2 separate regions of the Homo sapiens genome follow, and region 1 is linked to region 2. A link is an interaction called in ENCODE POLR2A ChIA-PET data of the cell type or tissue named here. Cell type or tissue: HepG2. All regions are shown on one strand. Region 1 has its middle 30 kb from the start of SLC2A3. Region 2 overlaps SCNN1A (sodium channel epithelial 1 subunit alpha).

Region 1 (4,000 bases), 1.5 Mb before region 2:
TTGGAGAGCAGCCTGGCCAACATGGCGAAACCCCGTCTCTACTAAAGATACAACAATTAGCTGGGCGTGGTGGCAGGCACATGTAATTCCAGCTACTCGGAAAGCTGAGGAAGAAGAATCGCTTGAATCCGGGAGGCAAAGGTTGCAGTGAGCCAAGATCATGCCACTGCACTCCAGCCTGGGAGACAGAGCAAGACTCCATCTCAAAAAAAAATAAAAAGAGGCAGAGTATTCTGACCTATAGAACTGTAAGGAAAAAAAAGGAAAAAACATGTTTTTTAAAAAAGGCATAATAAAAATACATCGCTAAGAGTTAAGAATAATGATCATCTCTCTTATCCTGACAAAGACTGATGTGGCCAGGAGTGGTGGCTCACGCCTGTAATCCCAGCACTTGGGGAGGCCGAGGCAGGCGGATCACAAGGTCAGGAGTCTGAGACCAGCCTGACCAACATAGTGAAACCCCACTTCAACTAAAAATACAAAAATTAGCTGGGCATGGTGGGTGTGCACCTGTAATCCCAGCTACTCAGGAGACTGATGCAAGACAACTGCTTGAACCCGGGAGGTGGAGGTTGCAGTGAGCTGAGATCCTGCCACTGCACTCTAGATTGGGAGACAGAGGGAGACTCCAACTCAAAAAAAAAAAAAAAAAAAGAAAAGACTGATGTGGCAGATACTTAAAACATGGTCTTTCCCGCCCCCCGCACCGATAGAGGGCAGCAACTCTGAGTAAATAAAAGGAGTCACTTTTATTGACATAATGAGATAAGAATTGACCAGGAACTGTGTGTGATAGTTGTGTGGACTGCACTGAAAGAACCTACAGAGCCTTACACAGCTTGAGGGCTAAGTATGATTGCAGGCCTGGTGGGGCTCACACCTGCAATTCCAGCACTTTTGCAGGCCAAGATGGGAGGATCCCTTGAGTCCAGGAGTTGGAGACCAACCTAGGCAACATAGTGAGAGCCTGTCTCTACAAAAAATAGAAAAAAAAAAAAAAATTAGCCTGTGATCCCAGCTACTAGGGAGGCTGATGTGGGAGGATCTGTTAGACCCAAAAGGTTGAGGTAGCAGTGAGCCATGATCGTGCCACTACACTCCAGCCTAAACAACATAGCAAAATGTTGTCTCAAAACAAAAGTATGACTGTAGGATTACTGAAAGGCTGAGGAAGGACGAGACTTAAGAAATGAGATTTGGGGCCGGGCGTGGTGGCTCACACCTATAAACGCAGCACTTTGGGAAGTTGAGGCAGGCAGATCATGAGGTCAGGAGTTCGAGACCAGCATGGCCAATATGGTGAAACCCTGTCCCTACTAAAAATAGAAAAATTAGCCAGGTGTGGTGGTATGCACCTGTAGTCCCAGCTACTCAGCAGGCTGAGGGAGAATGACGACTTGAACCCAGAAGGCGGAGGTTGCAGTGGACCGAGATCACACCACTGCATTCCAGCCTGGGTGACAGAGCAAGATTCCATCTCAAAAAAAAAAAAAAAGTGCTGCTCAATGAGCCAAGGAGAACTACTTTTGTGGCCAGGAATACCTACCCCTTTGTCTCTCTGATAAGAGCACATTGACACCCATGTTCCAGGTACATCTGTTCTGCAGATCCCTGGCCCTAATTGAATCTCAAATTCTCACCCTTGGTTCTTGTCCTTAGCTCTTGTGACTACGCCAGTGTATCAGAGGACATGTAAACACTGCTACCCTTTCTACTCCACATGCACCTTATCCTAAATGGATTAATGTATCCCATCTTTTTTTACTGTGCTTTGTGCCATGTATTTAAGTGATTTAATATGATTCTAGTATCTTAATTTGATCTGTGAGCTTTTCTGTTTCTTAATAGTTTGCTTGGTAGTGTCATTGGAGGTAGTGCTACCATTGCATTGAAGTAATTTCCCAGGTGCTTAACCCTTTAAAATTCTCAAGAACATTTTATTCGAGGACCACAAAGTTTATACCAACTACCCAGAAGCCAGGAATAGCTTAAGGAGAGACTCACCACCAGCAGCTTCTTTTCAATCAAGTTTCACTTCAACCTCACACCCAGGAACCCATTCAAATTCCTACATTTCGGTATCCTTAGTCGAACTAACTTCCTGTGCCGGAAGCTTTTGTCTGTCCCAGTGACTTCTTTCTTTAACAAATTCCCTTCATCTCCCCCTTGAGTCAAAGCCCATGGGGGCCCCAGGAGGCATGCAATATTTACCAAGGGCTCTCCCCCACTTTCCTGCCTCTGTCTGGCAGCTGTTTGCCTTTACTTTTAGGTTTGTAGTCACAGCCTGTTTTTTCTTCCTTGGACACACCAGCTTTTCTGAATGGTAGGATTATTTACAGTAGAATTAACCTTGTCCTTCACCCCGAGAACTGAGCTTGAAATTCACTAATCAAGGCCTGTATTCCTCCCACTTCTGAGCTTTGAATTTATATTATGAAATTCGGAAAACCCAGGCAAATTCAATCCATGCTTCTCTCCTTCAGGTACAAACTGAAATGGAAATGGAAGCTGAAAAATCAAGAAAATGAATTTTAAAAACTAAAATATGGTAAAGTTACTAAAATATAATGTTGGAAGTAACACACACCTCCTTTTGGGAAAAGAACAAAGAAAGCAAAATTTTCTAGGGGAAAGGAAGAGATGTAAAAAGGAGAGCCTGACTTGTGAATTTATAATTTCCTTTTTGCTTAATCTCCTATTATTATATTTGTTTATATTGTTGGTGATCCGGTGACCTAGAAAGGATAAGCTGAAAAGCCTTAAATTAGGTTGGCACATCTCCAAGTTCTTATTGGCAACTTTTCAAGCCTCTTCTTAAGGTGGCTTATGTATAGTGAATTTTGCTTTAATGTTTATTTGCTGATCTTTCACCTTCTTAGGCATTAAGTTTTTGGACCATAAAGACAACATAGAGCTTACATTTTTTAACTTTTAATCACTTGGCTAATAGTAGTCAGTGATTAGTTCTCATTTAGCCATGAAGTGAGCAGGAACATAAAGAATGGCATTTTTTAATTTTTAAAAACATATCGGCCGGGCGCGGTGGCTCACTTCTATAATCCCAGCACTTTGGGAGGCCAAGGCGGGTGGATCATGAGGTCAGGAGTTCAAGACCAGCCTGGCCAAGATGGCGAAACCCCATCTCTACTAAAAAATACAAAAAATTAGCCGGACATGGTGGCAGGTGCCTGTAATCCCAGCTACTTGGGAGTCTGAGGCAGGAGAACTGCTTGAACCCAGGAGGCGCAGGTTGCAGTGAGCCCAGATGGCACTACTGCACTCCAGCCTGGGCGACAGAGCGAGACTCTGTCTAAAAAAAAAAAAGCTATCGGCCGGGCGTGGTGGCTCATGCCAGTAATCCCAGCACTTTGGCAGGCCAACACGGGCAGATCACCTGACGTCAGGAGTTCACGACCAGCCTGACCAACATGGAGAAACCCCATCTCTACTAAAAATACAAAATTAGCCAGTCATGATGGTGCATGCCTGTAATCCCAGCTACTTGGGAGGCTGAGGCAGGAGAATCACTTGAAACCGGGAGGCAGAGGTTGCAGTGAGCTGAGATCGTGCCATTACACTCCAGCCTGGGCAACAACAGCAAAATTCTGTTTCAAAAAAAAAAAAAATCTACACCTTAACATTTATTTAAATTAATGTCAAGATGTTAATAGCAGGCCGGGTGCGGTGGCTCATGCCTGTAATCTGAGCACTTTGAGAGGCCGAGGCAGGTGGATCACCTGAGGTCAGGAGTTCGAGACCAGCCTGGTCAACGTGGTGCAACCCCATCTCTACTAAAAAATACAAAAATAAGCCGGGCGTGGTGGCCGGCGCCTGTAATCCCAGCTACTTGGGAGGCCGAGCCAGGAGAATCACTTGAACCTGGGAGGCGGAGGTTGCAGTGAGCCAAGATCGTGCCACTGCACTCCAGCCTGGGTGACAGAGCAAGACTCCGTCTCAAAAAAATTTTTAAAAAAATTTTTTAAAAATGTTAATAGTT
Region 2 (4,000 bases):
CGCCCTACGAACTCCTGCTGCTCCCTGCACTGCTGGATCTGAGGGAAGTGGCCTCACAGGATGCCTTGGGAAGACTGGGGCTTTGAGAAACCAAAGGCTGGAAGCATGGATCTTGGTCTTTTTTGTTTTTCTTTTTTTTGAGATGGAGTTTTGCTCTTGTTGCTCAGGCTGGAGTGCAATGGCGCGATCTCGGCTGTCTGCAACCTTCACCTCCTGGGGTCAAGCAATTCTCCTGCCTCAGCCTCCTGAGTAGCTGGGATTACAGTCATGCGCCACCACGCCTGGCTAATTTTTTTATTTTTAGTAGAGACGTTGGTCAACGTCCATGTTGGTCAGGCTGGTCTCCAACTCCTGACCTCAGGTGATCTGCCTGCCTTGGCCTCCCAAAGTGCTGGGATTACAGGCGTGAGCCACCATGCCTGGCCAGGGTCTTGGTCTTTCTAAGGCCCCTTTCTCCCTAGCATCAAAGCTCAAAAGGGCCTAGGAGATCATCTGTCTCATACTCTGTTCCCTGAGCTGAGGCTGGCAGTAGTAGTGAGGTGGAGTGGCATGGGTTGAGGGACTAAACCTAAGTTCCCACTCTAGCTCTGTCACTTCCTGGCCAGGTGACTCTGGATGTATCACATCATCCTTCAGAGCCTATTTCTTAGATTGTAAAATGGAAGTAAAACAAAAAATGAGATTCATTCAGTGTTCGTTCAACAAATAGTTTTGACTATCTGGGCTATGTGCCAGTCACTGTTCTAGGCATTTGGACTACATCAAAGGAAAAACTATATAATCCATGCTCCTTTGGCACTTTTACTCAAGTGACGAAGATGATGACGATAACACTCATCTCAAGAGCTGTACCAAGTGTGTGAGATACAAACGTGAGGGCACTTTATAGACCACAGTAAATGATGGGTTTCATTACTCTTGTACTCAAACAGGTGAAGTGACTTGCCCTTGGGAATGGGCCGGCCCTGGCTAAGGATTCTTCCCACCCCACTACCCCTCGGGTATTCATTCTGTGAGGACCCCTGTTATAATGTCCTTGCAAGCAGCTCATAGCAGCTGCAGGTTCTCTGAGGGCTGGGAGAGGCTGAGGCGAGGGGGGGGTCCCCTTCTGTAACCTCTGGCCCCCTCCTCCCCTGCCTTCTCCTCCTGCTCGTTTATTTTCCGGAGCCATCTCCCTGCCTCTGCCTGGCTCCACTCTACAGGGGGCATTCCCTCCCCTGTTGCTGAAGAATGGCCACAGGGCAAGGTGTCACTTCTTACCCTTCACACACACTCTGCCCAGTACACGATTTTGTTCTGTTTTTAGTCTTTGCATTTGTTTGAGGACAGAAACTACCAGCTGGGAAGTAAGATGGTAGCAACACCTAAGCCTGAGTCCGCCCACACCTGTCACCAAGTTCCTCTAACTGTCACCTGGACACCTGTGCTTTCCCTATGCCCTCACCCGATGCCTCCCTTTGCTCTGTGTGCCTGCCTCCCCATCAACAGAAAGTCCATGGACACCTGTGCTTTCCCTATGCCCTCACCCGATGCCCTCCCTTTGCTCTGTGTGCCTGCCTCCCCCTCAACAGAAAGTCCATGGTTCATCTTTATCTTGGCACTTAGGCGCTTAGGTCAGCTCAGAGCCTCATTGCTCGCCTGGGTTGTTATACCCACCACTCCACCCTACTGCGTTCTTTTGCCTCCAAATCCTCCCTTCCTTCTGCAACTACAGGAACCTTTGTACTTCAACCTTACTTCACGTCACCACATGTAACTATTCCAGTTAGTCCTGTGTGTTAGTCCATTTTGTGTTGCTATAAAGGAATATCTCACCGGGCACGGTGGCTCATGCCTGTAATCCCAGCACTTTGGGAGACCGAGATGGGCGGATCACCTGAGGTCAGGAGTTAGAGATCAGCCTGGCCAACATGGCGAAACCCCATCTCTACTGGAAATATAAAAATTAGCCGGGTGTGGTGGCACACATCTGTGGCCCCAGCTACTCAGGAGGCTGAGGCAGGAGGATTGCTTGAACCCAAGAGGTGGAGGTTGCAGTGAGCCGAGATCGCACCACTGCACTCCAGCCTGGGCGACAGAGCAAGACTCCATCTGAAAAAAAAAAAAAAAAAAAAAAAAGGAATATCTGAGTCTGGGTAATTTATAAAGGAAAGAGGTTTAATTGGCTCAGGGTTCTGCAGATTGTACAAGCATGGCACCAGCATCTGCTCAGCTTCTGGGGAGGCCTCAGGAAACTTTTACTCATGGTAGAAGGGGAGGAGAGGGGGCAAGAGAGAGAGAGACCAGGCACTTTTAAACAACCAGCTATCGGGTGAACTAATTAATAGTGTGAGGATTCACTCATTACTGTGAGGAGGGCACCAAGCCATTCAAGAGGGACCCACCCCTGTGACCCAAACACCTCCCAGCTAGGATCACCTCCAACATGGGGGATCACATTTCAACATGAGACTTGGAGGGGACAAACATCCAAACTGTATCCTCCTGTTTAAAATCGTTCAGTGTCTCTCACGGCCTCCAGCATCAAGTTGGTACTCCTTAGCATGGCTTTCTCACCCCTTTCCTCCCCGATAACTACACCCTTTTCCCCCACCCTATAATCTTTTTTTAATAACACTTTTATTGAGATATAATTTACAAACCATAAATGTATTCTTTTAATATGTATAATTTAGTGATTTTTAATATATTTGGAGTTGTGTAACCATTACCACTACCTGTTTTTAGAATATTTTCCTTACCCCAAAAAGAAACCCTGTACCCATTAGCAGTTCTTCCCCATTTTCTCCCCTCCTCCAAGCCCTGAGAGCCACTCTTCTGCTTTCTGTCTCTATGGATTGCCTGTGGTGGACATTTCACATAAGTGGAATCATACAATATGTGGTCTTTTGTGAGTGGCCTCTTTCATTTAGCATAACGTTTTCAAAGCTTATCCATGTTGTAGCATGGATCAGAACTTCATTTTTATGGCTGAATACTATGATATTGTGTAGATACACCACCTTTTTTTTTTTTTTTTTTTTGAGACAGGTTCTCACTCTGTTACCCAGGCTGGAGTACAGTGGCACAATCAGACCTCACTGTAGCTTTGATTTCCTGGGCTGAAACGATCCTCCTGATTCAGCCTCCCAAGTAGCTGGGACTACAGGCTCATGCCACCATGCCCAGCTAATTTTTTTTAATTTTAGTAGAGACTAGGTCTCACTATGGTGCCCAGGCTGATCTCGAACTCCTGAGCTCAAGCCATCCTCCTGCCTCGGCCTCCCAAAGTGCTGGGATTATAGGTGTAAGCCACCACGCCCGGCCCACATTTTTGCTTATCCATTCTCAGTTGATGGACATTTGGATTGTTTCTACTTTTTGGCTGTTATGATTAATGCTGCTATGAACATTCCTGTACATGTTTTTGTGGATCCTGTACATGGATCTATGTTTTTATTTCTCTTGGGTGTTTACCTATGAGTGGAACTGCTGGGTCATGTGGTAACTCTATATTTAACATTTTGAGGAGCTACCAGACTTTTCCAAATGGTCACACCATTTAACATTCCCAACAGCAATGTATGAAGGTTCTAAATTCTCTACCTCCTCCTCATGCTGTTGTCTGTCTTTTTGACTTTAGCCATCTTAATGAATCCCTGTAATCGTACTAGTGAGCTAATACAGCTCTTACTAAGGCTAGACACCATTCTAAGCATAATTTCATGCTCAACACCCCTGTGAGGTTGATATTTTTATTATCCCCATTTTACAGCTGAGGAAACTGAGGTACAGAGAGATTAAGTAAGTAACTTGTTTGGTCCCACATCTAATACTTGTTAGAGCCCCAGGATTCAAATACAAGGAATTTAATTCTGGAGTCTGTGCTCTTTTTTTTTCTTTTGGAGACGGAGTTTCACTCTTACTGGCCAGGCTGGAGTGCAATGGCGCAATCTCAGCTCATGACAACCTCCACCTCCCAGGTTCAAGTGATTCTCCTGCCTCAGCTTCCTGAGTAGCT

Evidence for each region. Peaks named below come from ENCODE experiments on the same cell type or tissue, not always from the same donor. Only the 100,000 strongest peaks of a DNase experiment are listed, where the experiment ranks them.
Region 1: POLR2A ChIA-PET joins it to region 2 with 8 read pairs; 1 of 35 experiments calls an interaction of 5 or more read pairs at or near these places.

The regions. Positions count from the first base shown.
Region 1 is chr12:7,904,025-7,908,024 of GRCh38, reverse strand. No RefSeq gene overlaps it. Among named protein-coding and RNA genes, the nearest start is that of SLC2A3, 30 kb to the left of the region's middle. RefSeq lists enhancers at 1-38, 2,163-2,692. In HepG2, a CTCF peak has its summit at 703 (motif pointing right); DNase peaks (open chromatin) are centred at 774, 1,464 and 2,310; H3K4me3 peaks cover 673 bases.
Region 2 is chr12:6,357,883-6,361,882 of GRCh38, reverse strand. The region is part of intron 4 of SCNN1A (sodium channel epithelial 1 subunit alpha); the gene reads left to right. Among named protein-coding and RNA genes, the nearest start is that of SCNN1A, 16 kb to the left of the region's middle. In HepG2, no CTCF peak of the experiment used is centred here; a DNase peak (open chromatin) is centred at 1,651.